Regions from separate parts of the Mus musculus genome. Here region 1 is linked to region 2. The links are chromatin loops, found by intact Hi-C in ENCODE. Cell type or tissue: left cerebral cortex. All regions are shown on one strand. Links, peaks and the distances in the headings refer to the core of each region. The heading gives the core; the rest is flanking DNA.

Region 1 (16,161 bases), core at 5,249-13,248, 83 kb before region 2:
CCCTGCTCAGGTACCATGGGACGCCTGCATTGATGACGTCTCTGCTCTTTCGATGTATTTGCTGTGCCGTGTACTCAAGAGGCAGGCAGGTATGAAATTCCCAAAATGAACTCAGGTAGGATAAGTATTATATGTCTCAGAGGTCACAGATTCACTGACACCCTTCCTACTGGGTATAGGTTTTTTGTAGGGTGGGGTGGGGGTGGAGATTACCCTTAAAAGTCAGTTATTTAATACTTTTCCAAATAAAGTCATCAAAAGCAAAGCAAAACAAATACAAAGGGTGAGGCTATTAAACTTGGGGGTTAAAAACATTCTAGGTGCAGAAGGGAATTCTGACTTGCCCTATAACATGGGTGAACATTGAGGATGTTGTCAAATGAGATAAGCCAGTCACGAAAGGAAACCATATGATTCCCTCCTCAAGAGGCTATTGGTCACATATGATATGAGTAGTCACAACCATACACTCACGGTTAGAGTGGTGGCTGCTGGGAACAGGGAGAGGCCAAATGGCAACCATCATTGTTCAGTGAGTACCAAGTGCAGTCGTCTAAGAGGCAAGAATGTGTGGCAGATGCTTCAGCAACAGTGTGAATCTTCGCCATTTTCTACTACAGTATACACTTCAAAATGCTCACAATAGAGGCTGGAGGTATAGTGATTTAGCAAGCTCATGGCCCAGAGCCAATAACTCAGTAAGAACTAAAATGGCCAATGTTGTGTGGTATATTCTATTGAGACTTTTAAAAAGCAGAGAGCAAGTGTGTTCATTTTCCTTTGATGGCTGGGATATGCCTCAACGGACCAGTAGAGGCAGAAAGTGGATCAGGTAGAGAGAAATGCAGTTGGCCATAAGTTTCTAACCATCACAGCTGAGAACCCACACAAGGCTGTTGATGTCATGCTACTTGGATTCTTTTTGCATAATTTCCCAGACTTTAAACTTTTTTTTTAAAAGATCTACAGAAGGTTTAGGGCTCAATCCTTAATAATACACACACATTCACACACACACTCTTTATAATTCATTATAAATGCTTCAATTACAAAAAACAGAATGTAGAACAAGATTACAATTTTTGAAGAATTATCTGCCTGTATACTCCTAGAACAGTATCACATATACTACATATATCACATATATCACATATGGACGCATTGCCTAAAGATAAAGAGGTCACTGAACATGTAGGTATGCTCAGGACACCAGGTTCCATCCCGAACACCAAGAAGAAAACAGAAATGGAATATTAAAAGAAAAACAATTAGCAAGTGACACAGTAGCACTTGGTTCACAGCATATTGGTCTTGTCAAATGGGGTTAATGATCTTGGTCTCTGGTCTTGAGCTGCAGAAATCCTGGTCCTAGCAAGAGAATCCCATCCTCAGAAAAGAGCCAAGCTGCCACTCCCCAGCCTGGCCCTCTTGAGCTGAGCTTGGACAACAGATACGCATTCCTGCTCCTTCCCTTCCCAGGGTTAGATTGATGAGGGGCGGACACTGAGCCCTGGGTTGACCTAGGGAGCAGGGCCAGTCAGAGCCATCAGTCCACTCTGCCCCAGGGCATCTCTCAGCCCAGAGCCCAGACACAGAGGCTGGGAAGAAGCCTATCAGGTCACCCGGAGGTGCCCCCGAAAAGACTCTACGGATCACAGTCATGGCAGAGCAAAGGGCTTAGAGAAGCCTTGAAGTGTGTGTAAATTTTATGCTTTACAGGGCACGCTGCACCCTCCCATTTCATAAATGTATGCGACCATTTATTTGCTGTCTTATATCTTCTGCCCTAGGATTTAATTTAGCTCAGGGTTGGATCACCAAGAAATAGCAATATGTAATTACTTGGCTATCCAGAAAAAATTGTAAAGGTTTGTTCATTTGGTTAGTTGGTTGGTTGTTTTTTAAATTTTTATATATGTAACCTACTTTTCTCTGTATTTATGAATAATGTACAACAGGAAGAGAGAGTTAAAAGTAGTATTCAATGAAGAAGGGCAAAATCATATTACAATTCTTCCAACAACAACAACAACAAAAACTACAGAAAACGTTCTTAGAAGCCCCATGTGAAATTACAACCCTAATTAAAAGTTGATCAAGGTGCCCTGGCTTAAAAAACAAACAAACAAACAAACAAACAAACAAAACAAAACAAAAACAAAAACAAAAAACAAAAAACATATCTTGAGTGCTTAGAGTTTTATTTCTAGTTTCATGTGGGTCCTTCACCTCAGGCAGGGACAAAATGACCAAAGAGAAACTAATTGTGTGAGGATTGCCCCAAAGTATGGAGAATATTCTGCCCACAAGTCACTCAGCCCTAGTCCCCCAGGAGCTGCCCTGCTCTGAGTTCTGACCTGGGATTTAATGGGTGCAGAGGGTTAGGGTCAAAAGCCAAACCTCACACACCTTCAGCAGATGGAGAAAGAGAGGCAAGCCTACCAAATGTCTCCAATAAAGCTCCTAGAGTCTCCTACTAGCTGTACCTTAACCGCACAAGAACGCCTGGATGGATGGATGGATGGATGGATGGATGGATGGATGGATGGATGGATGGATGGATGGATGGATGGGATAGCTGAGTGACACCCCAGAGATACTAGAGAATGAACACAGAGCTTATGGGGAATAGATCTTACACTCCTGAGTCTCACCTATACCCCAAAGTCCTACATGGTCCTAGAAAAGACCCATTAAACAAAAAGAAAAATCTAATAAATAGTGCTGATTTTACTTAGCTCATGTTCCCACCAGGTGTACTTGATTATGAGGCCTATCTTACATATGCCTGGGACAGAGAGAGTTGAGCGTCACCACTGCCTGCTTTATGCCCAAGGCTGTGAATCTGTTTCCAAATAGCTAGCTACATTTCTGTGGTTCTGAGCTACAGTCCTACGGCCACGACCCACCGCACAGACATAACCTGCTCAGAGCCTCGCTTCATCTGGACACTCATGAAGAAGAATAAAGAGGTGTCATGGCCAAAGTACCTCATTTCTCAGACATGAGATTTACACATCTGCAAAAGGAAGGGTTATTTACAAACTCTATTCCAACTCTCACATAATATGATTCCACAGATAAAACATTAAATAAAAATTGGGAGTTTTTTTTTTTTTAATGATGATGATTAGTAGCAGAGTGGTGGTGTATTTGTATTTGTGTGTGTCCCTGTGTGTGTGTGTCTGTGTTTGTGTGTATGTGTTTCTGTGCCTGTGTGTGTGTGTGTCTGTTTGTGTAAGTGTGTCTGTCTGTGTGTCTGTCCATCTGTGTGTCTGTCTGTGAGTGTGTCTATCTGTGTGTGTTTGTTTCTGTGGCCGTGTGTGTATGTGTGTGTGTGCGCATGTGTGTGTGTGTGTGTGTGTGTGTGTGTGTGTGTGTGTGCGTGTGTGTGTAGGTGTCTATAGAGGCCAGAAGAGGGCATTAGACACTTTAGAGCAAGAGTTACAGGAGATGACTGAGCTGCCAAAAACAGAGATAGGAGGCAAACTCAGATTCTCAGGAAGAACAGCTCTTAACTTGTCAGTCCCATGGGAATTGGGTTGTTTGTGTTTTGTTTTGTTTTGTTTTGTTTTGTTTTGTTTTGTTTTGTTTTGTTTTAAGGAAAATTAGAGGCAACAATCTAGGCTACAGACAGTATGGAACAGGTAGCCCTTAAAAGGAGAATTATGTGACCCCACAAAGGAGGAAGAACCAGAGGCCCTTCCTTCATCAGGAAGTGGAACTGAGCCTCTTCCCCACCCTGCCCCTGTCCTGGGCACTCCATCCTCTAAGATCCTCCCTCCTCTTCTTCCGTGGCTACCTTCCAAATGCTCAGAAAGAAAGCTCGCCATTCATGTGTCTACTGCACTGCACGGCCATTTGACTGGATTTTCGGGGTTATTTTTGACCATCTCTTTTATCATTAGACCTCATTCATTAACAACCTCACAATCGTCTCATAGCAAGTCTGCAGCCAAAACGAATCATAATCACAGCAGCGGGGGACTCCTTAGAGCAGCTGACCCAACGGCTGGTTGGCCAACCAAGGTGACTGCAGTGGCTTATGTCAGTTCTCCAACCTTTTTATAATCACACTGACATGAAAACAGTTCATCTGGAATTTCTTTTTTTCTTTCTTTTTTTTTTTTTCACCCAGTCTATTTATCATTTTCTCTCCCTGCCCACTCACACCCATGCCCCTGGCCTTTTTCCATCACATTTCAAAGAATATGCAGAATATGAACCACAGAGGCTCCTGTGTTTCCCTCCTTTTTCTCCTTTCCTCTCCACAACTGTCAAGCCTTTTAAGGTTAGCCAACCATGGGCTATCATTACGCATCAACAATGCCTAGCTTGGTAGAGTAGCTACAAACAAGAAGGGCGGAAAAAAGAAGAAAGAAGAGAAAGGAAAAAAGTTAGGGAGGGGTGAAGTATTTAAAGGGCTCATAAAATTAAGTCGCAGATTTAAATTCTCCCCCATATTTTATTGTCTTTTCTTTTCTTTTTCCTGTGGTAAATGGTAATTAGAGTCAATAATCTTTTGCTGAGAGAGCACCTTGTCTTCACAGTGTTTATATCATCGTCATCAAAGATCTGCCTCAAGGGCCTGCCTTGTTAATAATTTAAGGTGTGCTCAGCCTAGTTAGAGCAGGAAGCCTAGTTATTGAGTTTGTAAACCAGCCGATGATTTATGGGAACACCTTGCATGACGCATGCTCATTAAATAAAATACTTCAGTTTAATAAGGAACATGGGGTAAACAGCCCTTCCCGTTACGGGGCGAGTGTGCGATTGGAGACTGTTGAGTTTTGTCACCGGGTCCCCAACATTATTTTGTCTTAATTGTACTGGCAGACTAAGGAGAGTGAGAGGCTGTGCACGTGCAATGTGTGCATTGCACATGCGCTAACAGTGGCTGGCTGGCTCCCTCCCAGACTCACAGGAGACAAGGAAGGCCATTCCCCTTCTAGAGATACAACTTGAGAAGTTGTATCGCCTACCAGCTATATCCTCTCATGAAAAGACTATTAAATCTCTCTCTCTCTCTCTAAAAGGCTACTAATTAAGAAACTAGAAATGTTCATGGAAATAAAATTACAAGAAAAAAATCAATACACGGTTGTTAAATGTAGCCCACATTTAAGAGCTCTAACCATACTTTACTGCTGAACAGTGTGCCTTCGCCCATTTACAATTCCTAAGCAGACTGATACATCAAAAGCTAAACAGAGTCTTCCGGTCTGTGTAAGAGAGATGCACACAGGATACCCTTTTCTTTTTTTAGTTTCCAGTGTCTGGGATCCCATGAATCTGTGAGACTCTCGAGGTCGTTATGACAGTGTTTCCTAACAGATTCAGTCTGGTGGCAGCTTATGTGTGTCTTATTCTAAATTCACTGATAGGAGTGTGACGTTGGCGTGAAAGGAGTTAGAAAACAAACTTGTTTGGTTTTACAGATTTCTGGAAAATGAAAACTTTACTATTTGGTTGGAGTGATGACTGCAATATTTCTGGGTTATTTGAGAAAAACTTTCAGGAAGGAAGGGAGGGAGGGAGGGAGGGAGAGAGAGAGAGGGAGAGAGGGAGGGAGGGAGGGAGAGAGGGAGGGAGGGAGGAAGAGAGAGAGAAAGAGGGAGGGAGGGATGAAGGAAGGAAGGGAGGGAGGGAGGGAGGGAGGGAGGGAGGGAGGAAGGAAGGAAGGAAGGAAGGAAGGAAGGAAGGAAGGAAGGAAGGAAGGAAGGAAGGAGAAAGAGGAGGTGGTGGCAAAGAGAAGTCTTCATTGTTTCACACACTGGAAACACGAATCTCCAGGTTTGTGCTTGTTTGTTTGTTTGTTTGTTTGTTTGTTTGTTTGTTTGTTATTGAGTGATACCCAAAATGATAAGACAAATTTCTAAGAAAAAAATCAGTTGTGTTCATTTAATAAGCTAGGTATCGCTCAGGACTTCTTTCTATCGACTCTCTTTGGAAAATAAACATGTCCGGAAAGAAAGCTACCTATCGCTAAGTGGAGTGCTCTGTGGTTTGTTTTACTACAGAGAAAATGGCTAATCTGGGTCTCAGGTTACGGCCCTTTCCTCTCAGGAATGCTACCTGCTTTGACTTGGGCCAGGGTTTCCACTCATTATCCACCCTGGCTCTGGATGTGGCTTCCGTCTGCTGGAACACTTGAAGCAATGCTTACCTCCTACAGAAAGAGAGCAGTGAGAGCTCCAGTCCTAGCTGTAAAGAGCGTTGTTCACTTTGCTTATAGAATAGGATGCTCTAGTCCTCTTGTAACAAAAAGAGAATAATAGGCCAATGGGGGAGGGGAACAAACAAAGACAGCAAACATTTCTACGGGGACTGTCTACATAATAATCTCAGACGCCAAACCGAAAACGTCAATGAATTTTCAGTTAAGCTATGTACCATACATGACCCAGTCTCTCAAACTCGGTCCAGTTTCATTCAGACATGAAAGAGTAATGTGTTCCCTTCATATATTCTGAGATCCACCGTACACCTTTCTAAGTTTACAGAGAAAAGTAATTTTGAGTAGCAGGGCTTTATTCAAAACATTTAAAATCCCAAATGTCTTTATAATAAACAGCATCTACAAGACAAACCTGACTGTAAGCCTCTAGCTGACCAAGGATAGGTACCTGTGTTTTCTACATCTTATCTAGTAGTGTTGTACAATTCTTCATAACAATTGCAATGACACGGTCCTCACTGTCATCCCTATGCTGTGGGTTTGGTCACCACCTCTTTCCCAAAATGGCATAAATACATTTTATACCTTTTTTTTTAAGTTCAATTTTTATTTCAACAATGTATCAAGAGTAAATTAAATAATCACAAGCTCATTGAAAAAAAAGAAAAAAACATTTTGTGTGTGTGTGTGTGTGTGTGTGTGTGTGTGAGTTCAAATGCACACATGCATATAGGTGCATGCTCTGATCAACCTTGTTTGAAACAGAAGATTAAAACCATCAAGGAATTAACAAACATCTGAGATCATACAGATCTTCGTACTTTGGTTAAGCTCCGGATGAAAATAATCACACTTCTTGAGGCTTCTACAATACCTTTTCCTTCCTCCAAGACTGCCTTTACACCTGCCGGCTTGCCCACGCACGGCCTCCTGGGAGCATCAAGCCCCTCTAAGCATTCCTTAGCCATGGTTCTGGAGACACATCTTAAAGCTTACATTCTCTGAATCCCTATGACCAGGGTGGCTTCAGTAGAATCTGAGATCTGTGTACACTGTCATTAATTTCACTATGAGGTAAATAATATCTGGGTTTCTGAAAAGTCTCCTCTTTGTTGTTGTTGTTGTTGCTGCTGCTGCTGTTAAAGTTAAAGTACATGAAAACAGAAGCAAATATCAACATTTTTGGAAAACATCTGTTTCCCCAAGCTCCCAGCTTGGTGCTTCGTGCTCCACTAAGGTATCTGACACATATTCTGCTTCCTTAGACATGAACGTAAGCTTGACTTTTCTTGAAGGCACTGGAAAGGTACATTGGTAAAGTCTGCCTTGCTGAAATTCAACTTTTCCCCCTTCTGCCTCAGATAGAAGCGACGTGCCTGGGACCATCGAGGTTAAAGATTTCCAGGTGGGCTCGCTACAAGAGCTCTCCTACCAAAATCCAGACAGATCCAGCTTCCCTGCCTTTGGATGCTTCTTAGAATGGCCTGGCCACACCCACCTGATAGCATCTCAGCTACTCCCTTTAAGGACAACAGGGTAATCATTTCTGTTAAATGCTTCTTTTCCAATACAGTAAATGTTACTCACTGTGCCAGAATGTAAGCACAGGAGAGGTAGGCTGTTTATCCATACCCAAAGATAAATATGTCCTAGCAAATGTCCCTGCCACAGTCACCTGGTCTGAAGGCAAAGCTGCCAGCCAGGAGAGGGACCTTGTTTTATGAAGGGTGTGTCTGTGGTGCTTTCTGGCCTCGGGCTTTTTGCAAGGGTACACTCTATTGTCAGGCAGAATCAACAACTAACTGCCCCGCCAGGAATCTCTTCCACCATTCTTGACACCTAAGCAGAAATTCTTCTCTATAGAAACAAAAGCAGAAATAGTCTGGGGGTGGGGAGGGGAGTAGGAAATGATGGTGGTGAGATTAAAAAACCTTTCTATCAGGGAAGGTCTCTTTCCCCCTTCATTTTGTATAAGGACACTGACTCCCCAGCCTGCTGGCTCAGCCACCCTGAATGTATAGCTGCCTCTTGTGCCCCAGGGCCAAAGCTGATTTCTTTACTAGAGATGCAATCAGCTCTAACCAATCAGTAGGAAGGGTTAATCAGCTGATCGATTGCTCCCTGAGCAGCTCGGACCTGGCTCCTCTCTGACTGGCTCTAACCTGGCCTTGGGGCAAGAGGTTGGGAACTTTTAATTATCCACTGCAGCTACCGCTCTGATTGAATGGTCAGTGGGTTTACTACTGAGGCGGCCCTGCTTGAATAATAATAGAAAACAATGTGAACTCTGGCGAGTGCAAACAGAGGCCCCCAAAAAGGCACTTGCAGACGGGGAGAATGCACTGTTAAGACAAGTTAATTGCCTGACAGAAACCAAATTTCAAAGGTCTGGAAGACGTTTTTGTCCGAGAGGGGTAGAGGCTTGGGGGACAGAGCGAGCAGCAAAATGGCATTTTCTTTTCTCCTCTCTGGGCTGTGACCAGCTCTGGCTACACGCTGATGCCCCAGGACAAAGGGTAACTTGCTCACCCTGGTGGCTAAAAACTGATCCTTGGAAGAAATTTGTGTTTTGACATTTTCAGGCACTGTCAGGGTTTAATTGTTTTTTCATCAGGAACTTCCTTGAAACGAAAGAATCATAATAATCCGCTAGCTTTAGAATGGGGGATGTTCAAAGAGAAGAGAGAGTGAAGCAAGGCAAGTAAGTGTGTGTGTGTGTGTGTGTGTGTGTGTGCTTATTAAAAGCCCCACTCTACACTTTATAGTGTACAGGCCTATCCACTTGACATTCCCCAAATAGAATAAACCATTTGCTAGAGGAAACTCACTAGAATATTCTGATCTTTGAGTTCCCTGACCTCAAAGCTTGCTGCTGCTACTGGCCTCTTCCCTCGAATAATAAGACAGCTAGTGTCTCAAAATCGAAACATATCTTTGTTCAAGTCCTGTTTCTAAGAAGCAGACATGACCAAAGGGGCAAAATAACCACATGTCCACTCCATGTGCAGGAAGGGAGGTTTGCAAAAGATGGGAGGGATTCCAGAGAGATGCCGAAAGGGATGTTTGGGTTCAATCTTTAAAAAAATTAAAATAAAAAAGCAAAAAGCAAAAATGAAGTAAAGAGCAAAAGACTGCTTTGGCACAGTTTGGACGGGTGTGAGAAGAAAAGGTCATCTTGAACCCCTTTGGAAGGCATCAGTTAAAATCTCAGTCAAGACCCTCAAATTGTCCAAGATCAGAAGTCATCCCATTTCAGCAGATTCCATGTTAAAATTTTGCCTTTCTCCAGTGATCTCATATAAACACGAGTGTTCATCAGGCGCGCCGGAGTCATTACTATTTATATTACCATACCCCGGCTGTGTGCAGTCAATTCATAAGCGTCCAGTTTTTCTAATTAATCACAAAAGATTTTTGTTTTGCCTGCAGCTAGTTCTGGGGTGACTCACGATGGCAAGCCAAAGCTCATACATCAAACACTGGCCCTTTCTCACTCTGGCCTTCTGCTCGGGAATGCAGTTCGGTGCTTCACCACCAAAAAAGGTGCAGACTGGGCATGCGCGGCCCCGGGCAGAGAAGACGCTTGCAGATCTGTCCTCTGCTGCGCCCGCCACTTGTTATTTTTATCTGATGCGTTCTCAGGCCAAATCAGATCCAGAGAGTGCAGCAAGGTTTCTAAATTCAGAGCTCTGCTGTTCTGTCTCCCTTTTTCCTCCTCTTCTGACATCCTGTTTTATCAAATCGGCCCAAGACCACAGCATTTCCAACAGAAGGACAGAGAACTATTTATTTTCATAGTCTTCAATCCTTTCAATGGTGGCCTTTTGTGAAGAGAATTTAAAAAAATAAAAAACAATGTCACCAAGAAATGGAGAAAATGCAAGATTCTGAATTTTCTCTTGCCAAATCCAGGTCATGATGGGCAGTAAGAATATCTATGCTGTGTGCAGTGGTTCTCACTCAAAGAATCCACGGTGAATTGTGGGTAGGTGACAGATGGAAAGGAGTCTCTGAAGATACCTTCTTCCTCCAGGATTGGGCCGGCGGAGGGGGGTGGTCAGAGCTACAGCTGGTTTGAGTCGGGACAGCCATGTACATCTTACACAAATGAACACAGAGCCACCAGTGGAAAGAGGCCGCCACTGTCTTGTGTATAATGCATTGCGTGAGATGAAATTCTGTTAAGATCAACCCAAGTGGAAGACTTGTACTGATCATGTTCTGTCTGGGTTGGCACTGGCCTCCTCGTGGAGAAAGTCCGGTAGTTCTCCAAATCTTCGGGATACTCTAGAGATGTCTGGCAACTTCTAGAAACTGATGCTACATACAGCCAGCCTTCAATAGCCATGGAAGCCACACTCATGGATTCAGCCAACTGCAGAAAAAAAAAAAGTATTCAGGGAGAACTCTGCATCCCACTGAATGCTTGAAGGTTTTCTTTCTATTCTGGAGTGTAGAGGTTTAAACCCAGATAAATGCTCTATCACTGAGCTACATCCCCAACCTCTCTGATTGTATTTGTTTTGTTTTGTTTTTACCATTTCCCTAACATATACAGTATAACAGTTCCTACATACTTGTTGTATATTGGGTATTGAAAGCATACAGAAGGATATGTGTAGGTCATGTGCAAATACCATCATTTTGTAGGAAAGACTTGAGCACTTGCAAGTCTGGGTCCACAAGGGAGATCATGGGGCCAGTCCTCTGCAGATGCTCAGGAACAACTGTGCTCTGTCATTAGCTTTGCTCCTCTTCTGTGCTCACTAATGTTCTGCATGTGGCACCTCTGCTAACCAGTCTCCCCAGGCATTTGCTTCTTGCCCACACCTACCATGAATATCTCCACCGGAGAATTCCGTTCTCTTTTTCTATTCGCCCATAAAAGCCACACTGGGCATCCCACCCACTACCAGCCTTGTTTATATCCCTACCTGATTCCCCAAGGTGACAGAGCAGACTCCTAGCTCCTGCTTCTTTCTTGATGCTTCTCCAGGTGAAGAGAAGCATAAATGGTATAGAATAGAATACATAAATAGAATAACTTTCACCGGTGAAGGATAAGGGTCACGGAATATCATGTTCCACCTTTGCCTTCCAAGATCCTAGCCATTTTAAGGTGTTTAACTACCCACTCTCTCACAAGTGACCGACTCTCTCGGCAGAGCTAGGACTCTCAGGCCAGCCCCACATTCCTCGAATACAGATGAGTGTTGTTGTGCATTTCTTTTTGAATCATAATTACAACAAAAATAAAAAATGCTGTTATTATCTCCTAATTAGGGAAGGCCAAACATACCTGGATCTGGGTTTGGGCTTTTCCCCTCTTCTAAAGCATATTTGCATATGTAAGGGGTCTGGGTGGGGTGAGGGACATCAAAGGACATCTGCTGGTTTGATCTAATTAGTCTATTTTTCCTTCTCTCCCAAAACACTGGAGAAGGGAAATTCCAGACAGATCTTGAATCTCTGTGAAGTAAAACAGTTTCTTGGACAAGGAGATGTAAATTTTCTTTAACACACTAGCCACCTAGCTAACAACCAAAAGTCCCCAGTCCTGGACTCCGTATTTCATTCACAATTTGTTTATTGGTATTGGTCTGCACAGACGCATGTGGCCTCTGTTCTTATTTACAAGCAAACAACATCATGCCCACTCATCTTCTAGAAAGACAAACTTGCTCAGGCTGTTACAAACTCCCTGGGTATCTGCAAATGGTGGTGTCAGAGAGCCATTAAAAAAAAAAAAAAAAAAAAAAAAAACAAAAAACCTACAGCTGAGAAAATGGTTGTAGCCTGTGGTGGGGTACTTGGTAAGAGCAGCTGAGAGCCAGAGCCTGAAGGATGGCCCAGGAAGAAAATGTTCCAACCAAATGGGTTTCTCAAGGATGCAGGATAGCCAGAGCTAGAAGTGCATAGTGTTCTGTCACTAATACCTTCATAGAAATTGGGGGGGGGGGGGGGAAGAACCAGGGAGCACTAGCAAGGGGCTTTAAACAGGATATGCTAGAGACTAGGATAATATTGCCAACAGTGCAATCTTACAGAGTAAGTAGAGAGGGGAAAGTGAAGAAGAGAAAGAGAAGGGGAAAGAGATGAGAAAGAGAGAGAAGGAGGAAGGGAGGGAGTGGAGGAGGAAGAAGGGAAGGGAAGGGAAGGGAAGGGAAGGGAAGGGAAGGGAAGGGAAGGGAAGGGGAAGGGGAAGGGGAAGGGGAAGGGGAAGGGGAAGGGGAAGGGGAAGGGAAGGGAAGGGAGAGAAGAGAAGAGAAGAGAAGAGAAGAGAAGAGAAGAGAAGAGAAGAGAAGAGAGAGAAAGAGAAAGAGAAAGAGAAAGAGAAAGAGAAAGAGAAAGAGAAAGAGAAAGAGAAAGAGAAAGAGAAAGAGAAAGAGAAAGAGAAAGAGAAAGAGAAAGAGAAAGAGAAGAGGAAGAGAAGAGAAAGAGAAGAGAAAGAGGAGGAAGAGGAGGAAGAGGAGAAGCAAGAGAGACGAGAGAAAGAAGGGAGAGGCAGAAGAGGTAAAAGAGGGAAGAAGAAGAAGAAATCAAGAGGCAGAAGCAAAAATGGGGAGAGGGATGAACCCGAGTCACCATCAAATGAGGAATAGGAACAGGCAGGTTTTACCGATACTTAGTAACGAAGAGAAAGGAAAGATATGAGAACAGTAGAACTTTCTGGAAGAACATCTAGGATCTGTTTCTTCAGAATTCCAAGCAGTCTGCTCTGCTTCTCTAACTACGAAACAGAGCTATGAGTTTATCAGAAAATGATCCAGGAGTGGGGCCTGAGCACCTCGTGTTTGTAGACTAAAAGGCAAGGTTGAGCTAAGAGCTTTGCCCACACCCCTGATGTCCCCTCTACTTCCTCCTTACAGGGTCCTAGGAGAAGCCTAAGCATCTTTCCAAATATCCATCAGCAAACTCAAGTGTCCCTTTGTTAAAGTATTAATGAGTGGAAAGAACAATGAGTTGGCCACAGTGACCTCAGAACAAGCCTAGAATTGCAGACTACACATCCTCACCACACAGGTTTGGAGGTGCAGACACCTCCTCCTTCTCCTCCCTATCACATGTTTCTGCCTCCAACACAGCCACCATTAATGTTTCTACCTCCACCGAGGCTACCATAAACCTTTGAAGGGGAGACCTGGCCCATAGAGGACCCTCAGAACTGTGGCTCAGAAGAGGGGATTTTCAGATCTATCAGAAAAATTCTAGAAGCAAGGACTAGACATCTGAGAGTAAAGGTAAGTTAGAATTCTACTTTAAGTTAGAAACTTAAAAATATTCCCCGTACGTGAGCTAGGGATGTAGCCAGCTGAGTGTTTGCCTAGCATGGTTCAATCCCCAATATCACACTTACACACTCTATGTCCTGCAACTGGCCCAGACTGGCCTCCAGAGATCTGCCTGCCTCTGCCTCCCAAGTGCTGGGATTAAAGGTGTGCTCCACCACCACCAGGTTAGCATAAAATTATTTATGTTGCTACTTTGTAACTTCAAGTTGCTGCTGTTATAAAATGTAATGTAAATATCTGATATCTCCAATAGTCTTAGGTGACAGCACTAAAAAGGTCCTTGGACACCCCTGCCCCAGAGGAGTTTCCCCATGGCTGAGAACCACTGCACTAGACTGAGGTAAGGGATAGATGTCCTTTTCCCTTCTTCCTCCTTCTTCCCCCTTCCTCCTCCCTCCCTCCTCCTTCCTCCTACCCCCTCCTCCTTCCTCCTTCCCCCTCCTTCCTTCCTCCTCTTCCCTTCCTGCTCTTTGCCACCAATTCCTGTGTTCATTTTTCATTCCACACTTATAGTCAAAGCAAAGATCATTCGTGAGTTTAAATACTTGATCCACTTGTAAATATCCTCAAAACAAAATTCTAAGTCCAAAACAATGCCTGTGCCTCACGTGTGGCTCAGTGACCAAGTCCATGCCTAGCACAGGTGTGGTTAGTGAGCCAGCAAGGAAGAAGATAGAAAAGAGATAGGGAGGGGAGGAGAAGGAGTTAGGAGGAAGAGAGGTTAAATTAAGACTCACTCTCTCCCACTGAGGCCCAACCAGGCAGACAAGTTAGAGGAAGGGGATCCAATGGCAAAGGGGAGAGGGTAATGGGGGGAGGGATTTATAAGCATGGGACTAGTAGGAGAGGAGGGAGGGGGTTGAACAAGATGTACAGTGAATGAATAGATAGATAGATAGATAGATAGATAGATAGATAGATAGATAGATAGATGGAAAAAATAAGTCTGAATCTCAAAAATCTCAAGTAGAAAACAAAGTATAAGTCCAGCTTCACCTCCCCTACTCTTTCCTGACAAGCCACATACAGATGAGTTCAAATCAGGAAGTTGAAAATATAAGTCACTTCCATTCAGACCCTGTGATTTTTTTTTTCCATCCTTTGGCTGGAGGTACAATTACAGAGAAGGCTCTCAATCACAGGTATTGTGGAGTGAGTCACAGCCTGGACTGCGAACGGCTCTGTTCCTGAATGCCTGCCTGCTCTCCAGAGTCAGGGACGTGGAGAGGGTGTCTGCTGATTTGCGAGCCGTGAGGTCAGATGAAGATAGTGGCAAATAAGTTTATCTTTCTTATAACGTAAGGCCATCTGCGTTCGTGATCCTTCTCCAGGACCTGGGGGAACAGCTCACACGCCACAGGTGATGTGAGCAGCAGGAAAGAAGGGAGAAAGTGACTGCGTGTCATCCCCGCCCTGGCGGACCAATGACATGAGTGCTGTGTGTTCAAATGCCTTGAATTATTATTCACCTTATATGCGCCTAGGCAGCGGCTGGTTCCTGCACTGAGCAGGAAGAGGTTAAGCTGAGCCTGAGGGATTGATTGGTCAGCCTTCCCTGAGCTTGCTAGCTCTCCTCTTGGAGGCAGTTGCTCCATCCAGCCTGAAAGCCAAGCAAGGGCAGAGACTAAGTGTACTTAAGCTCAGTGTGATGCCCTCTTCAAATAAAGCAGCATAAATGATTGCATTGACCATTCCCCAAAACGGTGGGGATGTAGGCCGACCTGCAAACATCAAGAGGGGACCTTGAGTTTTATAGCATCATCCCTTTCTTGGTGTGGACTTGTAGCCTCCATTCTTTTTTTTTTTTTTTTTTTTTTCAATCAGGCTAAAAGAGGATGTATTTTATCCTAATGGTTTTACATCCGATGTGTACAAGCCAACACAAATAGGGTATTAGAGGGGGAAACTGTACCTCAGGCACCATTTTATGAGAGCTAGTGTTTACATCAAACAACATATCCTAAGAGCGTTATATTAAGCGTGGACAAATCATTTGCCTGAGGATTAGGTGTTGTGCCATTGAAACATAATCCTGCCGTGGATTTTTTTTTTCCTTAACTGCCAAGCCGAACGTGGTCAAAACCAGAACAGGATGGGCTGCCAGAGGAGCAAGTTTTCCCTCTTGTGTATGAGAGCCGTGCCACCCCGCAGCGTTTGATCGACTCACACGCCGTCTCTCCAGTGTCTAATGGGTGTCTCTGGATGTCCTGTCTTTACCAGAGCGTGCTAGCTACACTGAGTTCTCGAAAGATTCAAAAAGCAGAAACAAGAATGCAGTACCCAGTAGGAACTGACCAGGACCCCAGGATTCCCACTGACCTGACCTGCTCCAAAGGACTCCACTTGACCATTCATAGCATCCCTGTATCATCCCTGAGGAGTAAGTGCAGTCAAGTCCTGGGTGACATATGATCTTACTTTCTAAGCCAGAAACATATTCTTTGTGTTTTGCTTTTCCAGGCACAGCAGCATATAACCCCGGTCTGGCCTTGAACCAGCTTCGTAGCTGATGATGGCACTGAGTTTCTGACCCTCTTGGCCTGCACCACCATTCTATCTAAAGGACCAAGCCCAGGTCTTCGTGTGTACAAAGTGAGTATGGTCCTCACGGAGCTGTGCTCCTAACCCGGGAGCATATTCTTTAAAATGCTACCAAGCAATTCAGCAACAAACGGAGGTCATCTGTTAGAG
Region 2 (16,161 bases), core at 3,060-11,059:
CTAAAATCACCATAACTTCTAGTTCTATTCAAAATTATATTCACTAAGGATCTAGTTCTATTCAAATTCACTAAGGATCATTTTTAAAAGCACGTGAATATGCACACAAACACACACCACAAACACACATACACACACACACACAGAGCTCACTTAGCCTTACAATGGACCAAGCGCCTGCTTTCTGTGTTCCTTGAAAGGCTGTTAAGCATAACCAACAAATTTCAGTGATTAACTAGGCTAAATGAGAGAGGTAATAAATTTTCTATTTTCCTGTAGAACTTCAAGAATGTTTTAAATCCGCCAGGCAATCAGGTAAGTTCATGTGGCCCGTTTTCCTTACAATCTAATTCAGTAATCATTAAACTGTCAACAGACATACCACTGCTATATTTGATGTAGTAATTTGAAATAGCATTTTAGCAAAAATCACATCCAGATACATTTCCTTTCCAAAGAAAAGCACCTTTAACAGAAGATATATATATATATATATATATATATATATATATAATATTATATATATATTCATATTACACTTCAGGAAGAAAGCCACAAATTTATAGAGCCAAGGCTGAGATACTGGTTGCAATTTAATTTTAAAAAGTATTTTCAAATTATCCTTAGCCTGGGTTACATTCTAAGTAGTTCATATGCTAAGGGCCCTGCTTATTTAGAAATCATCTTAAACTGCATTTATTGATAACTGAATTAGAACTCCACACAGCACCCAATAGTCTCCAAACATTTAATTGAATATGCAGTGTAGCAGATTCTGATAGGCGTTGGGAACCTAGCTAATGATTTATGAGGTCACTACTTAGCACCCCCAGGAAGAGAAGAAAGCTGCATTTTAACGTCCCCGTGCTTGGATTTGCTGCTTATGTCCCTTGGATCAGGATAGGGTAGGCATAACTTCTAGGTTTTACTAATGTGTATAAAAGCCGGATCAAGGACCTTACCCTAAGTCTCCCAGACTTGTACTTTGTGAGTCCATTTGAGAAGCTCTAGGTTTAAATTTAACCTCTTTCGGAAAACAGCGAGAAATCATCCCCCACGCCACTTTCAGCAGTGGAATTAGAATCTCCCTCGATCTCACACAGTTTACTGTCTCGGAGAGGAGCTACCTGAAGGGTGACAATCGCCTGATTTATTTGTGTCGGTTGGAAGTGGTGACCCAGGCATTGTTGAGCGAGCTCCAGGATGCATTGTTCTCAATTACTTTTTAATTTCAAAACTCGGTTGTTTAAGTGAGTCTCACCCTCACCCCCAACTATTATTGAGGAAAACCAAGGCCCTGAGGGCCTGGGCTCCACGAAGCTTCCCAGAGGGCAGGTGAGCCTAGGGCTGCGTTCCCTCCCGCGGCCTGCACCGCCTCTTACCGGGACGTCCTCGATGGCGTGAGGTAAGGAGTGGATCGGGAGGTCCCCGAGCCCAGAGCCGAGCCCGTGCGGGCCGTGCAAGAGGTCCTCGTGCCGCCGATAGTCCCTGCGAGGGTCCAGGCCCGACAGTTGGTGGGGTAAGCCCCGGTGTGTGTGTAAGAGCCCAGATTCCTGGCTCTGCCTCTGACCGGGCCAGCCCGGGTGCTGCGGCTGCGGCTGGGCGTGCAGAGGATTCAGGCTGTAGGGGTCGTTGACGTGGGAGTAAGGATCTTGCGACTGGGGGTAGATAGGCTGGTAGGGCGGGGGGAAGTAGGGAGGCTGGAAGTCGGCATTAGGGGTGTGGGACAGCGGCGGGGCGCTGGTGTAGGGAGATTGACCTACAGTGCCCAGCTGGGGCAACCGTGCCGTCCCGTTGCTGGTGCCGTCGTGACGGTCCTGGAAGAAAGCAAGACGGGAAGGGGAAGAAGAAATGAGGCGCAGGGCTTCAACTACCCTACTAAATCCATTCCACAAGCCCAATGTGGGGAGGCCGCCGAAGTAGGGGGTATCAACTACTACACTGTTCATATTGGAAAACACCCAAGAAGTGAAGCAGGCCTTTCCAAAAAAAAAAAAAAAAAAAAAAAGCAAAGAAATCAGAATATGTAAATATAGTGGCACAGTAGACTCTCAGGGACATTCCTCTCAAAGGAGGGAAGGAGACGTAAAAGACTGTGTCCTGTAATACAACCCTTAACAGCCGCAGTACCAAGCCTTCCTTAAGCAAAATTCAGATAGCCACTAAATATTAAACAGGAGAAGCGGCCTTTGCTTTTCCCGGATTTGAACCTGTCCGCCACTGCATTATTGTTTACTCTTCTATTAATCTCGAGGTGGGGAAAATCATAAACCTTCAAAGACTATTACCATTTCATGACTATTTAAGTAGAAACATGCTTCACACGGAGGCCTTAAGAAAGCGCACGTTTAAATGACTAGCTTAAAGGTTTTAACTGCATGGTTGGGGGGGGGGTCTGTCTTTTCCGCTTCCTCTGTTTGTAGGCTTTTTACACGACAGGATCGTTTTTATGATATGAATGGGGAGTGAAAGACGCCAAGCCAGGGTTTAAAATAGAAAGATTCTGCCGCACCGAGTTCTTTTAAAAAGAAAGAGGTGCACCCCGGAGCGGAGGCCCCCGCCCCTTCCACCCCAGCCCCAAAGGGCAAAAGAAACCCCCGACTTTAGGTTTTTCAATTGCAAGCTGCTTGCAAAGCAAGCCAAGAGTGGCTTCCAGAGAGCGGGAACCTCTCTCCGAGGTTTAGCCGCCAGGCCCCAGGCTAGGGGAACACACCGAGGTGCGCCTTTCACCCCCACCCCAAAAGACGGATTGAACATCAGATATGGAGAGCGTCTCTGGAGCAAGTAAAGACGCAAGGAAATAAAGACGAACCCGGCGAGAAACTGGCCCAAGGAAAGAGCTGCGGGGTAGGTCTGCGTGCACGGAGAGGTCCAGCAGGGACAGGGCAGTGGCGACGCGTTGGATTTGGGGATGGAAAGGAGCCAGAGAAAAGTGGAAAGGGAGATAGGAATGCAAACGGAAAGCGAGGTCCACAAGGAACCCTGGCCAAGAAGCTCAGGATCTCGGGCAGTTTCTCGGCTGCGGGTTTCTGGAACAGAATTCCTAAGGAAACAGGGTTGGGGGTGGGGTGGGACTCACCATAGCTGAAAAACTGTGAACTAACATCTGCGAAGAGTCTGGGGTAACCAGTCAGGGTGAGGAAAAAAAAAAAAAAAGCCAACAACAATAACCAAAGCAAAAAAGCAAAAAGCAAAAAACCACCACGCCTCGAGCACCCGGCTGCCCCGCGGCCCGAAAGAGCCACACACAAAAGGCGCCGAGAGCCCCGCGCCACCCAGGACTCCAGTCACCGCGCGGACGCTGCCGCGAGCGCCGGAGCCCCGCTCGGATCCATCCGAACTTGTACCACCGAGTCGCGCGGCGCCTTCAGCTGGTCGAACCCACGATCTCTATCCTCCCAGGATCGGTTAGGATTTCAGAGCTCTTTAGGAAAAACAAAAAGCAAAAACCACACCACCAACAACAACAACAAAAAAAAAAAAAAAAAAAAAAAAAAAAAAAAACCAAAAAAAAAAACCACCAAAAAAGAAAAGAAAGAAAAACGAAAAAAGTGTGTGTGTGTGTGTGTGTGTGTGTGTGCGCGCGCGCGCGTGTTCCTTAATCCGTGTCTCCCCCTCTTTCCTTAGCGGCGGCTTCACTTCAGCTTCTAATAACCGCGCTGGGCAGCGTTCCTGGAGCCTCCTAATAGCAGATATTCATGACTATTAATATTACACGAATACTTAATAAGGGAAGAATGCCTGGAAATCGAGCGTGAAGCGGAGAGGCAACTCGCGCCGGAGCCGGCTCTCAATGCAGTCATTGACGGGAGTCTCAGTGTAGCAAATCGGAGGTGGGGAGAGGGAGCGCGAGAGACAAAAAGCGAGCGACGGAGGGAGCGGGCGAGCGTGCGGGGGGCCGCGGCGCGGCGTCTGGCGAATCACAGCAAAGGGGCAACATTTTAAAAGGTTGCAGGGCCTGCAAAAGTGAAAGAGAAAGAAGGCGAGAGAGGGAGGCCGAGGGGGTCGGAGCACCGAGAGGGAGGATGTGTCTGCGTGCGTGTGCGAGAAAGAAAGTGTGGGCGACTAGAAGAGAGAGGAGTGGAGAGAGGGAGGGAGGAAGGAGGGAGCGCCCGGGAGGAGGAAGGGAGGGCAGGAGGGAGGGAGGAGGAGGGGGAGGAGGGGGCCGAGCCGGAGCTGCGGAGGGGGAGCCCGCGGCGGGGTGGGGGGGGAGGGGAGAGGAAGCGAAGGAGGACAATCGGACCTAAAAGGCTAGGGCAGACCTCGGGATGGAGCGGGGGTCGCGCGCCGCGGGCTGGAGCTCCCGGGACCCGCTGGCGGCTGCCCACCGAGTTCTGCGCCTGGGAGGTGCTTCCCGCCGCTCTCCGGCCGCGGGATTCTCTGTTGCGCAGCGGGGCCTGGGACTCGGGACTCGGCTGCCCGCTGCCTCGCTGATCCTCCATGGCCCGGCGTCCCGCCTGGGAGCAACCCGCCCGCTTCGCTAACCCTTGTCCTCCGCCTGGTCGCGAGCCGCCTTCCCTAGGACCTCGGAGCCGTGAGCCCGTCGGCTGCGGCTTCTCCGATCTCGGTTGGTCCCCGGACCGGGTTCCGGGAGCGGGAGCCGGAGCCGGAGCCGGGACGCGGCCCCGGGCGCGCACAGACGCGAAGCGGCCCAGCCTGGGCGCCTCTGGCGAAGGCTCCTGGCTCCCTGCACAAACCCGTCGGACTGGCTGGGCCACTCCTGCCGACACCCCCTAGATGACAGAGCTAGCTCTCCCCTCGCGTCGCCACTGCTAGTCGGCCCGCCTGGTTGTCGGAACAAGCGGCACCTCGCCTCTTGCGTGTCCCTGCAGAGTCTCAGCCAAATCAGACAACTCTAAGCCCGCTCGGGAACCCGAAATCTCCGCTCCAGAGCTGGCTATCCCGCTGATACCAAAGTTGTTGAGATTGCCCAGACTTTTTTTTTTTCTTCTTCTTCTCTCCCATCCCGGTCTCATCACACCCCTCTCCAACCCCTCTCTCATGCGCCTTCAGAGTCCCTCTGGGGGGTTCAAGTTCATCTCGCGCCCTACCCTCGAGTTTCCTTTGGTGTGTTGAGCCACACTAAGATTCTTAACGCTTCCACTCAGGGCGCTTGTACCCCGAACTGATTTCGGGGTTCCAAGAAAGTGAAAAAACCATCAGCTAGAGAAGGGAGCCCAGATCCCTAAGGGGGAAAAACTGCTCTTAAAGAGTCACAGTAGAACCTAGCCCTGCCGGCAAAAGTCACCCTTAGTCTAGAAAACAAAGCTGTCTGGTCCTACATGGGGTTCCTGGGCCCCTCTCGGCGCACCACAGGAGTCCCCAGAGAAGCAGGGATATTGGTAGGGATGCCTGTCACCTGGTGTCCCAGGTTGGGAGTGGAGAGGGATAAAGGGAAAGACGGAGAGGAGAAAGGCGAAAAAACCCAGCATTTTAAAAGAAAAGGGGGAGGGAGCGGGTGACACTTCCCTCACGTAAACCCAGTTTCTAATTTCGAGTGAAGTCAGAATTTTTGCCTCTGCGCGCCCGCGAGCAGACGTTTTAGCCGGAACCCCTAGCTCCAAATGCCGAAAGGGGGGGGGGGGGAAGAAAGAAAGACAGACAGACAGACAGACAGACAGACAGACAGACAGAAAGAAAGAAAGAAAGAAAGAGAGAACAGCGAAAGTCAAGGCTACTACAGATTTGGATAATCACGGGCTTCCCACCCCTCCGTCACACCACTCGCTGATCAGCCCCTTTCAGTGGGGTATGAAAAAAAAAAAACCCACACACACACAACAGGCTGAGGCCATCCCTCCCCCACCCCCCGCACAAGCCGTTGGTTCTTTTTTCATGCCTCCCTGACTGTCCCAAAAGTTATGCTCTGAGGCTCTGGGTTTTAAAATGGGTTCCCAAGGGACGGCCCTCTCTCTGATCCCAGCGGACTATCGGCAACTGGAGACGATCGGCTGTCGCCCCAGGATTTTCAGGGTCCCGCCGCTAAGCACTGGCAGGTAGAAGGGGGATCCCTCCCCCGTCCCCGACTCCCAGAGGCCGGTAACGCACCCACACCCAACCACCACCACGGGGTGTGTCCACCCCGAAGCTCGGCGGGAGAAACTCCTTAGAACTTCAAGGACTATAGCAGCTAAAGAGTGACACCAAGGGCTGACGTGTGGGCTCCCAAGCCGAACGTGCTTTACAGGTCAGGGCGAAGTGTGTGCGCCCTTCTCCAAATGCAAGAAGGGAACGTCTTTAGGGAGAAAGAAAAGAATGAATGAAAAAGGGGGTATTAATGTCAGGGAGGGAGTGAAAGGGGGGACATGGTTTTATTTTCTTCCTGCTACTGTAGGCACCCCCAGGATCTCGCTCAAACACACCAGAGTGCACAGGCACGTGCCCAGTTGCCAGCTTTTTTTTTTTTTTTTTTTTTTTTAAATCCAAGCTCTTCTCTTCCTTCCACTCTCAGGCAGAACCAAAAGTAACCAGGAGAAAAGGGGAAAGAGTGGAACACGAGCTTCGAAAGACAAAAGTGAAAGAACCGAGATCCATGTCCACTATCTCCAGCGTCTCCCCTGTGCTATTCGGGCGACATGGAGGGGTGGGAGCTGCGCGGGTGTTAAGTTTGTCCCACTCGCATTTCGCGTGGAGAGAAGGAGGAGGAGGAGAGGGAGGGTCGATCTCCAAGCCTGTGGCCGCAAGGATGACTGAGTCGGCGCCGCGCTTACCTCGCAGTCTTCGTACTTGATATTATCCGTCAGTTTCCAAAGCATTTTCATGGATCGGCGTGATCGGATTTGCCCCTCTGCGCCTCGCACCCCAGCGGAGCTACTCTCTGGGTTAGCGCAAAGTGCGGGCTGCGGGCGGTGAGCAAAAGAGGAGGAGGGGGGGAGGAGGAGAGGAGGGCGAGGAGGAGGAGAAGGGTAGGAAGGGGGAGGAGGAGGTGGAGGTAGAGGAGGAGGAGGGCCAGGAGAAGGGCGAGGAGGGAGGAGGAGAGAAGGGTTAGAGAGCTCCCGTGTGCGCTCGGAGATCTCCCTCTAATGGTAGAAACTTTTCCCTTTTCCTGCTCCTCGCGAACAGCCTAATCGCCTCATTAGCATATCAACAATAGTCCAATTGCTCGCCAGGACCACAATCTGCCGCCGGCCGCTCCGACCCAGGTATAAAGGCCTCTTCTAGCCGCTAACTTGCTCCTAGAGCACTTGCCTGCATGCCAGCCTGCAAGCCCAACAACTCTTCCTAGAGCTCCAGCACCCTCCCTGTTCGAGCGTCCCCTATCCCCAATTTCATCTCTTTCCCCTTCGCCTGTCTTCGGGTCCTGCTAGCCAAAGATGCTTTGGATAAAGCTCTGTACTACGCAGGGTACCAGCGGCGGCGCCTAGGGACCAACTTTTAGTACCCCACCTCCCACTCTTACTACAACCGCCACTATCTGCCTTTCGTCCCCGTCCGATTTTATTAGAAATCATTATCCCTTTCGCAATGAACCGTAGCCACCAAACCAGGACCAGCAAAGTCACTCCAAGAATTTTGCCCAACTAGAGATCGCCTCCGCTCACGGCTGTTACCCCCTCGGGCTGCAGCGCCCTGGGAGTTTTATTAGCTTTGCGCTCCCCCCTCCCCCCAGGTTGGAGATTCTGCCAGCCGGCTCCGGTGGCTCGGTTGGGGTTTGCGATCTCTTAATTGCTACGTGTAAAATAAAAGTTGTACCCTGAAGAGGTTACTCGACAGATCCGGGGGTTAAATGATTTTCCTCCGGTTTGTATGAAGCTGAATCGGACTGACTATTCATCCGGGCGTTTGGACTGTAAGGTTTCCCAGGTGCAACGTGGACAACAACACAGAATTCGGATGGGGATGCACAACCCCTTCTGGAGTGAGCCAAACCGCAGACCCATGAGCTCCTGCGACTCTCCATGCGGTGTCGTACATGCATCAAAATAAAACATTAGGAACCAACTCTTCCTGTGCAAATCGGCTCCAGTTTTCCCAAGATTCTCCTTTTTAATTAAAGAAGGACGCGACCCTTTATGACTTGATGTTACTAACGCCGGCGTTTTGGCGGCGCAATGGCCGGCTGGTGAAGAACCTGAAGGCAGGAGACACCCCTTCCCCAAGTTGGCCACTCCTGACTCCGCCCAGGGGCTTACTCACTCCACCGGGACCCTTCCTCCCTTACTGCAATTATTCTAAAGTAAGATATTAAAAAAAAAAAAACACTAAAGACTTTAATGTGACACTCTGATATAGAGGGATTTCTCTGGCTGAGTTTTCCCACTAGCACTTTAAAAAATATTTTTATCTGTCTTTGTCCTGCTAATTGTGGATCAACGACAGCAGATCTCCTCAGAGACCTCTGGTTCATCTGATTCTTTTTTCTTTGGTTTTTCTTCCTTCTTTTCTTTCTTCTTTCCTTCCCCCCCCCCCACCCCAAATGTCCAGGCCTCCTCGATTTCCATAGTGAATCCCTCATGGGGAAGAAGACATCGGCAAATCCAAGTGTTTGCTAACAGGTGGAAGAAAAGCAAGAGAAGAGAACACCAGCCTCCACTCAAAACTGTAGAGGTGCAATTCTCCTTCCTGAAGACCCTGTCTAAGCTAGAGTCTCTTCCCCGAAAAGCCAGAGACAAGACCAGAGCTGACAAGTGAATTCAAAGTCTCAAGGCCCTGGGTAACCCCTAGAGATGCCTTTCCACATTTAAGTAGCACTTTGGCTGATAGGTGTAGGAACTTGGCTTCCCACTCTGCCCAGGAAAAAAAAAAAAGGTCAATTTCTAAGTAAAGCTCCGCAAGGTTTTTCCCCCAAGCTCAACTGACCTGTAAAAAGGCTTAAAACCTAGAGCTCAGTCTCTGGGAGGGGCCAGCACCTCCACTTTCCCCAGAGGCAGCCACAGCCCGGTGCCCTATGACCTGTAGGCCCGCTCCAAGGCCTCAAAGCAGGGGTTTTTACGTCCTGCGGGCTCGCCAGGGTGCTTGCGGGGAACTCGTAAGTTTCGCTTTCTTTTCCTTCAGTTGTGACCTAGGGGGAAGGCGCTTAAGGGGTTATTTGCTCTCTAACCCGACCCCCCCCCCAATCCCCTCCCCTGTCCCCGCAGCTCAGTGCCGGCGGATCTCTGGCTCCAAATCAGCTAAAGGCTACTAAACTGTAGTTATACTTCCGCCAAGGGCACCATTGACGTGTAGATTGGGCCTGCCAGCTCTGGGCGGCCGCAGTCGCGGCCCCGCAGTGTGGGCGCTGATGAAAGGCTGGGGAGAGCGGGTCGGTTGGGTAGCCCCTGAGCCTGGGAAGCACACGCTTGCCTGAGCTTCATTACCACAACTCGTCTCTTGCAGTCAGTTCTGCAGCTGGGCAGGGGCCGTGGTTCCCTTGGATAGGAGCCTAGAGTTAGAGCTGAGGATACAGGCCTGACCTGGGGGGAATGAACTATACCGAGGCAGGGACATCGGGAGTAACAAAGAAACATGGGTCGGAATGATCTTCTGTTCTCTGATTGTCAACATCCACCGAGATGAGCGATACCCAAGTGGCCAAGCCTGGTAGATCTGTTCCCATAGGTCTCAAAACCACTGGCCCTCAGCCCCAGATCCAGGCCCTACAGCCATTTGCCAACTGTAGGCTCTCCCCGCAGCAGGCCCTGACCTCCAGCCACATCTCTGTCTCTTTTCTTTAGTCACCCCTGGCTTTCAAAACCTAGCCTGAATCCCTAGAGGCCTGGTCCCAACCATAGCCCACTCTAGGCAGTGGGTACCTTCTCCTGCCGATTTCTTTAGAATTTAGCTATAACAGCATCAGGCTTCAGCACCCACAAAGAGTTAGGTACCCAGGGGGTGGGGAGAGAAGGGCGTAGGCTCTAGCGTTTGTGTTTGGTGTGAAACTTTCATCCTTAAACAAAGTCAGTTTAAGTTTGAGGAAGGAATATCATTTAACAGGTTTAACTAGAGGAAGAGTATAAAAGTATTCACTCAACTAATAAAAGTAATAAATATAAGGGGAAAACAAACAGCCAAAGATCTTCATTTCTCCAACTCCAGACAATGTAATGAAGATGACACTCTCAGAACTTTACCCTGAGCTCTCAGGCAAACGGCAGAAAAGCAGCTCAACTCCAGGGCCTTGCCCTGGAAGGAGCAAAGCTTCCAGCTCTGTTTTTTGGTGTTTTTCTTTTTTTGTTTTCCTTTGGGAAGGTAGAAGCTCTTGGTTCAAAATGCCCCTTAGGCCTGTGGCTTAGAGAATGTAGATCTAACCAGGCCTTGGTTGGCTCGGGCAAAAAAAGGGAAGAAAACAGGGCCCTGCGGTTCCTATTATGAAATCCTCAACTGGGGATTGGCGGCGTGCTACTTCAACCTAGCTAGAGCCGCCCTTGTTTCCCCGTCAGGGCAATCTGGAAGCACGTTCCCAGGGTGGGTGCTGGAGTCTGTGGATCTTTTAAGGCCAGACCCGGCGCCTACTCCGTTTTGAGGAGTCCACGGTCTAACAGGGTCACCTTTGGCAGGTTCTAAGACCGAAAATTCGCTGTCTTTACTCACCACCGCAATTCTGTAGCCCAACAACCGAAAACCTACCCTAGGAAGCCGATTGAGAGAACAGCTAAACTTTTGGCAAACTTTAAAAAGTGTCTTTCACAGAGAGAGAGAGAGAGAGAGAGAGAGAGAGAGAGAAGAATATGCTCCCGGCTATTGTCTGGCTATCAGGACGTCTTTTTATTTCATCCTCCAAGGAAGGTCCCCGAAATGCAGGATACCAACCGGTCAGGTGCACCAGGTCTAGGGGCGAAGTTGAAGGTACGGCCATCGGGGAACCCATACCTCCAGCCCGGCGTCCCTCCCTACTTCTTAATTAGTCATCCACCCAAGTTTCTGTTGGGATGGGGGTGGGAAAATGGCTGGAGATCAAACCACGAGTGACCCGAGGGGCCACCTGTGGCGCCTGAGCCGGACTCTTTCCCGGATTCTGGCCCCGAGGGCCGCGCTCTTGGCCCCCAGCTCCGAGGCTGTTGCCTGCGCTGGTTTGTCCAGTCTTCCCTCTCTTGGGAGCACTCTTGGGCGCTGCCAGGCGTGCCTCACCGAGGACTCCCCTGCCCTGGGCCACGGTACTTCTTCTCCGCCTCCCCACTCCCGGCCCCCTCCTCCGCTCCACCCCCGCCCACCTCAGCCCCAGCCAAGGCAAACCCCCGTACCTGCCAGTCCCCCATTTTGGCAAGTATGGACATCGCGGCTCGGCGCTCCTGGCGACGGGTCCCCGCCGGGCATGGGCTAGAGGGCTCAGCCGGGCCCGCTCCCTGGAATCGCTTAGACAAATCCTTTTTTTTTTTTTTTTTTTTTTTTTTTTACCTGCTCACCAACATCTCACCTGGTCATAAAGAGCTAGGTTGCTACCTGCCGACGCATGCGCGTTGGCCTAAGGAATTCACTCTGCCAGCTCCAGTCCCAGCACCTCTCTGAGCTGACCTGGGAAGTGATGGATTTATAGCCACGGCAATCTCACCATCAGCTCCAGCTTTTCCCAACAGCCCTAACCCGCTTTCCCGGTCAGTCCCTGGCCAGTGAACCGAAGCCAGGGACTGGCTGCTGAAGGTTGCTGAGTCCCACGCGGGTGTGAGCGTGTGTTTGAGCACTCGTGTAGTGGGGACATCTGCAAGCTCATTCCACCGGTTTCCTCGCCCCCCCCCCGAACTTTTGGGTTAGAAGTGGGGGAGGGGCTGGGGGGGTGGCTGGGCCAGATCTGGAGAAAGGGCCGATGGAGAGTCCGGGCGCACCTGGACGCTAGCGGTGGGACAGGGCCCCCGCCCCCTCCTCCTCACCCGCCCACGATCTTCAAGGCACTGCCAGCTTTAGCGGATCTGATTGCCACCCCCAGGGCGGCCTCAGCTGTGGATTCCAGATCAAGTGTTGCTCAATAGGTGAAGATATTCGCAATTCTGCTTTACTTGTGTCTCCGAAATTCAGTCCCCTTCCATGGGCAGAGGGTTGGGGGTGAGGGGACTACAAACACACACGTGCTCTTTCACGTTGGAATATTAACACTTAAGTATAAAGCCCACCAACAACCCACGTTCACGGTTCCTGCCCCCCTTCCCCCAAGCCCCCATGACTTTCAGGCTCTTTATCTTTTTCATTAAAAACTTTTAAAAGCGAGAATTGGGGCGTTGGTGGTTCTGGGATAGGCAGCTGAGGTTTGGGGTTGGGGTTTGCTTTCCCATGACAGATAAAATCGTTCAGGTGACTTCATTGCTGTTTCTAATTAGAGGGGAGTTTAAAAGAAGCCACAGGATTTGGGGCTCCCATCTTGCTCGCTCATCTCTGTCAGCAATCACACCTGGGCAGGAGCAGAGGCGAGAGGAGATTCGCCCGGGGGTGGGTGCCCTGCTCCCACAGTTGCGGCAGTCACTTTCTCGGGGACCATGAGGTTTCAGGTTATACAGAGCGCGAGCCTGGAGCACCCAAGACAGCCTCAATCATTCTCCTGGCGCTACTATCGTCGGGACTTGGGGAAGAACAAAGAACCGGCCTCCAATCATTTCTCTGACATGTCAGCAAATATATGTAAAAGGTCAGCTGTGAATTGCAGAGTGGAGAAGAAGTCTCCACCCCAAAACTCCTCCTTCCTACTCTGGCGGGGAGGCTGGTCTAGATGGTGCACCCCACTCGAGTGTCGAGGGGAGGAGTGTTGGTGTCTTTCTTTGGAGTCCCTTCAGCGTTTTTAATCATCCCTTAATCTGCTGGCCTTTCATCTCAGGGCCGATTTTCTACTTGATTGGAAACTTTCTTGGACCTGTCTTAAAACCTTGCTCAACAAGTTTGGAGTTTGTTTGTAGGTGGAGTTTTGAGGGGTTGTTTCCCCTTTATTTTGTTTTAGTGACAACTAATAGTAAAATGATGTTTTAAACTCATGAATGTCTACACTGAACCCGCCCTGATTTTTTTTTCCGGGGTGTTGAAAAGAGAGTGGTGAAACCTATTTCTTATTTTAACCCAAGGCGCAGGTGGCGGCAGTGTTTGAAGCTCCTTATGGTTCCCTTGGGGAATGCTGAGCTCCCTTGCAAATGTGCAGTGGTTACAGACACCCTCTGCCCTGCCGTTCCTTACCTTGGATTCATACAGCACCCCCTGATTAGGCCTGGCCAGGTCCTGAAAGACCTAACAGACATGTGCCGTGGCTGGGGTGGGGCTTAAGGAGCGCCATCTCCACCCTGCGTGATATTTTGTTGACGGGCAAGGCGATGCATGCAGGAAGAGGCAGGCAAGGTCATGGTGCCGGTGGTTGGTGGTGTGTGCAAAGTCAGTCGCTGCTCAGAGCAGATAGAGACACTGGAGATCAAAGAGTTTGGGCCTGGGGGGTCTCTCATGAGACTCTGAAGGGTGGAAGGAAGAAGACTGGAAAAGAGAAAAGATCTAGAAGTAGAGTTTTCCAGCTCAAACGTCAGAGTTCACATCAATTTTGAGTGCTCTTAGCAAAGATTCTGGATTGACTTGAAACTCAGTTTGCGGCCGGCGGTGGTGGCGCACGCCTTTAATCCCAGCAGTTGGGAGGCAGAGGCAAGCGGATTTCTGAGTTCGAGGCCAGCCTGGTCTACAAAGTGAGTTCCAGGACAGCCTTGGCTACACAGAGAACCCCTGTCTCAAAGAAAGAAAGAAAGAAAGAAAGAAAGAAAGAAAGAAAGAAAGAAAGAAAGAAAGAAAGAAAGAAAGAAAGAAAGAAAGAAAAGAAAAGAAAAGAAAGAAAAAAACGGGTGATTGGTAAGAATTCAGGAGGGGAACCCGAGCAAGTCCGTTCAGCAGGTGATGTAACAGCCAGAGCACTCCAGAGGCTCCAGTCCTACCATTCCAAACACACCTTTACATCTACAGTACTCAAAACCAGTTCAATTCAAGATGAGATCAGCTCCATTTTCCTCACCGAAGACGCGCCCCCCCCCTCCGCCCAAGGCTGAGGTGTTTGTCTAGATCCCTCCCAAGATTACCTCCTCAACCCCACCCCCACCCCACCCCCCACCCCGTTCCATCCAGACTCCAGTTCCCCAGACACCGGCTTCCATATCTGTTCCTCATCTCATCTGTCTTCTATGGCTCAGAGGCACTCAGACACCCACAGTGCCCAGGACTGGATTGAAGGACAAACCTGAGCCGCCTCCCGGCTTCATTCGGCACCGGGCTTAAGACAGTCTTCCTAGAGAGGCAGCAATGCTGGCTCAGAAGCTAAAGCGGCCTTAAGACTTAGCACCGGATCGCAAACTTTCTGTACCTTTCCAGAACGCGCTCTCTGGGAAAGAGTAGATCGGATGACAGATGACATGCAACCCCAGCTTCAGGTAAGGCTGAGTTGGGTCTCTGCCAGGCCGGAGTATCAAATACACAAGAACCCATCCCTGACCTGAAGCTCTCCTTTAGCGCCACCAGTCCTCAAACCGCAACAGGAATATGCTGTTAAGATTAGTCTCTGCACCTCATTTTCATTCACCTCAGGGCCACCACGATTCCTGTCATTTCTCTTTTGTCGATCTGGTGAGGAACTTCCAGGGCTGGACCCCGAAGTTCCTTAAAAGTCCCTCAGAATCTGGATCCAAGGCTAAAAAGTGGGTAACTCTAAAGTCACCTGTGGGGTGACCTGTGTGTGGTTCACTTTCCCCCTTTTGCGGATCAGGGAATCAATAAGCACCGCCCTCTTTCGCAGTTTATCTTCCTGGCTGCCCTTGGGCCAGAGAAAACTCAACTCAACTTTGAATAGTAAACTAGTTCTTAGGGTCCGAGCCAGGAAGGGAGATTGAAAAGAAAGAGGGAGGGGAGGTGTTGAGTGGCATTTTCCCACTGTACCTGAGGCCTTCCTTAAAAACGATGTCTCCAGGGCCTCAAAGCCCTCTGGACTCTCCAGTAGGATTAAGGCAAAAGAAGAGGATTACCAGGAAACCACAAGAGAAGGAAGCTACATCGCTTTGCAAAGGTGCTGAATTGAGGACCGGACCGGAGACCTTGGAGTGAAACCGGGAGCTTCACACTGATGTTCCCTGGTGCCAGTAGAAAGAGCCGTCCTGGGGGAAAAAAAGAAAAAAAAGAGAGAGCCCTAGGTGTGTACTAGAAAGGCCCAGTGGCTGAGGATGTGCCCTGAAGGCTGGAAGAACACGCCATCACTAGGTGCAGACCTTTCAACGCCCGGCCTCCCAGCCCTCTCTGCCCTGGGCGACAGGTGCAACGGTTGACTCGGCCGCCCGCTTTGCCAGGGCTGCTGGTGCACTGGTGCGGAACCACTATCGGAACGAGTTTGTGCTTCTGTTTACAAAGCAATCCTGCCATCAAAAGAGGAACAAAATCACCACTTGTCACACCCTGTCATAAAGTGATCTGCCTCGGAGCGAAACTCTGGAGAACCTTGCGCACGCGCATGGTGTGGTGGGTGGCGTGAGAGGTGACAGGAGAAATGGAGACTATTCTAACTTCTTCCTTGGAAGAGTAAATCATTTGGCCACAGCGAGGAGTCCCCATCGTGTCTTGTCCTAACAGGCCACGAAAGATCAGAATAGCCTGGGCTTTGGAGCAGGAACATGACAGCACCCAGGACTGGGCCAGGCAAGGTGCAGAGTCTCCTTTCTTGGCCCTTTGGAATGGACCAACCCACTGACACCCCCCACCCCCAACACTAATGCCAGCTTTCCTCAAGTCTTCAGATGCTTTTAAGGCCCTTCAAAATAAAGAATTTGGGGAGGGGGATGAAGTCTCAGAATCTATGAGTCCCTTTTAGTCTCCCTGGCTGCAGGGGTACTCATGAAATTCCTGACTGGTACCAGTTGATTTTGCCTCCTGCAATGGACATCAGTCTCCTGAATGTGTTCTGGACAGGGGAAAAGATTAAGATAGAGCCAGGTGGTACCCACTAAATGTCAAGGCAACGCTGGAAAGGTTTGTCCTAAGACACCATGAGAGAGCCTTGTCTTCACCCGCAAGCCTTGGAGTCTTCTAAATGTTTCCAGGTTTAAAACAGGATGAGAGGAGCTTTGTGTAGCCAAGCTCAAGGACTGGGATGACTGGAATGACTGGGGGGCTCCACCAAGGTGTCTCTGCCTGCCTCTCCATTGCTTTCAAACAAACAAATTAAGAGAAGGAATTCTTCCTTTCAGACTGCTTTGTCGGTCTTGGTATTACTTTTCAGAACTCACTATAACTAACACTTGAGTTTGTACCTGAGCA

Evidence for each region. Hi-C counts contacts between places; a loop is a spot of excess contacts. Peaks named below come from ENCODE experiments on the same cell type or tissue, not always from the same donor. Only the 100,000 strongest peaks of a DNase experiment are listed, where the experiment ranks them.
Region 1: it touches region 2 in a loop (2.2-fold over the local background); 1 of 42 quality-filtered maps calls a loop at or near these places.

Annotation. Positions count from the first base shown.
Region 1 is chr13:40,641,600-40,657,760 of GRCm38, forward strand. No RefSeq gene overlaps it. Among named protein-coding and RNA genes, the nearest start is that of Gm26688, 78 kb to the right of the region's middle. In left cerebral cortex, for the core only: a CTCF peak has its summit at 9,701; DNase peaks (open chromatin) are centred at 9,748 and 10,143; H3K4me3 peaks cover 273 bases; H3K27ac peaks cover 1,205 bases.
Region 2 is chr13:40,726,960-40,743,120 of GRCm38, forward strand. Tfap2a (transcription factor AP-2, alpha) reads right to left here and starts at 6,836. Exons shown (of 7, transcript NM_011547.5): 1 at 6,711-6,836; 2 at 1,383-1,817. The coding sequence starts at 6,761. Gm26688 (predicted gene, 26688) reads left to right here and starts at 849. Exons shown (of 3, transcript NR_125899.1): 1 at 849-905; 2 at 6,452-6,821; 3 at 7,063-8,203. In left cerebral cortex, for the core only: a CTCF peak has its summit at 7,035; DNase peaks (open chromatin) are centred at 3,268, 3,764 and 7,143; H3K4me3 peaks cover 1,486 bases.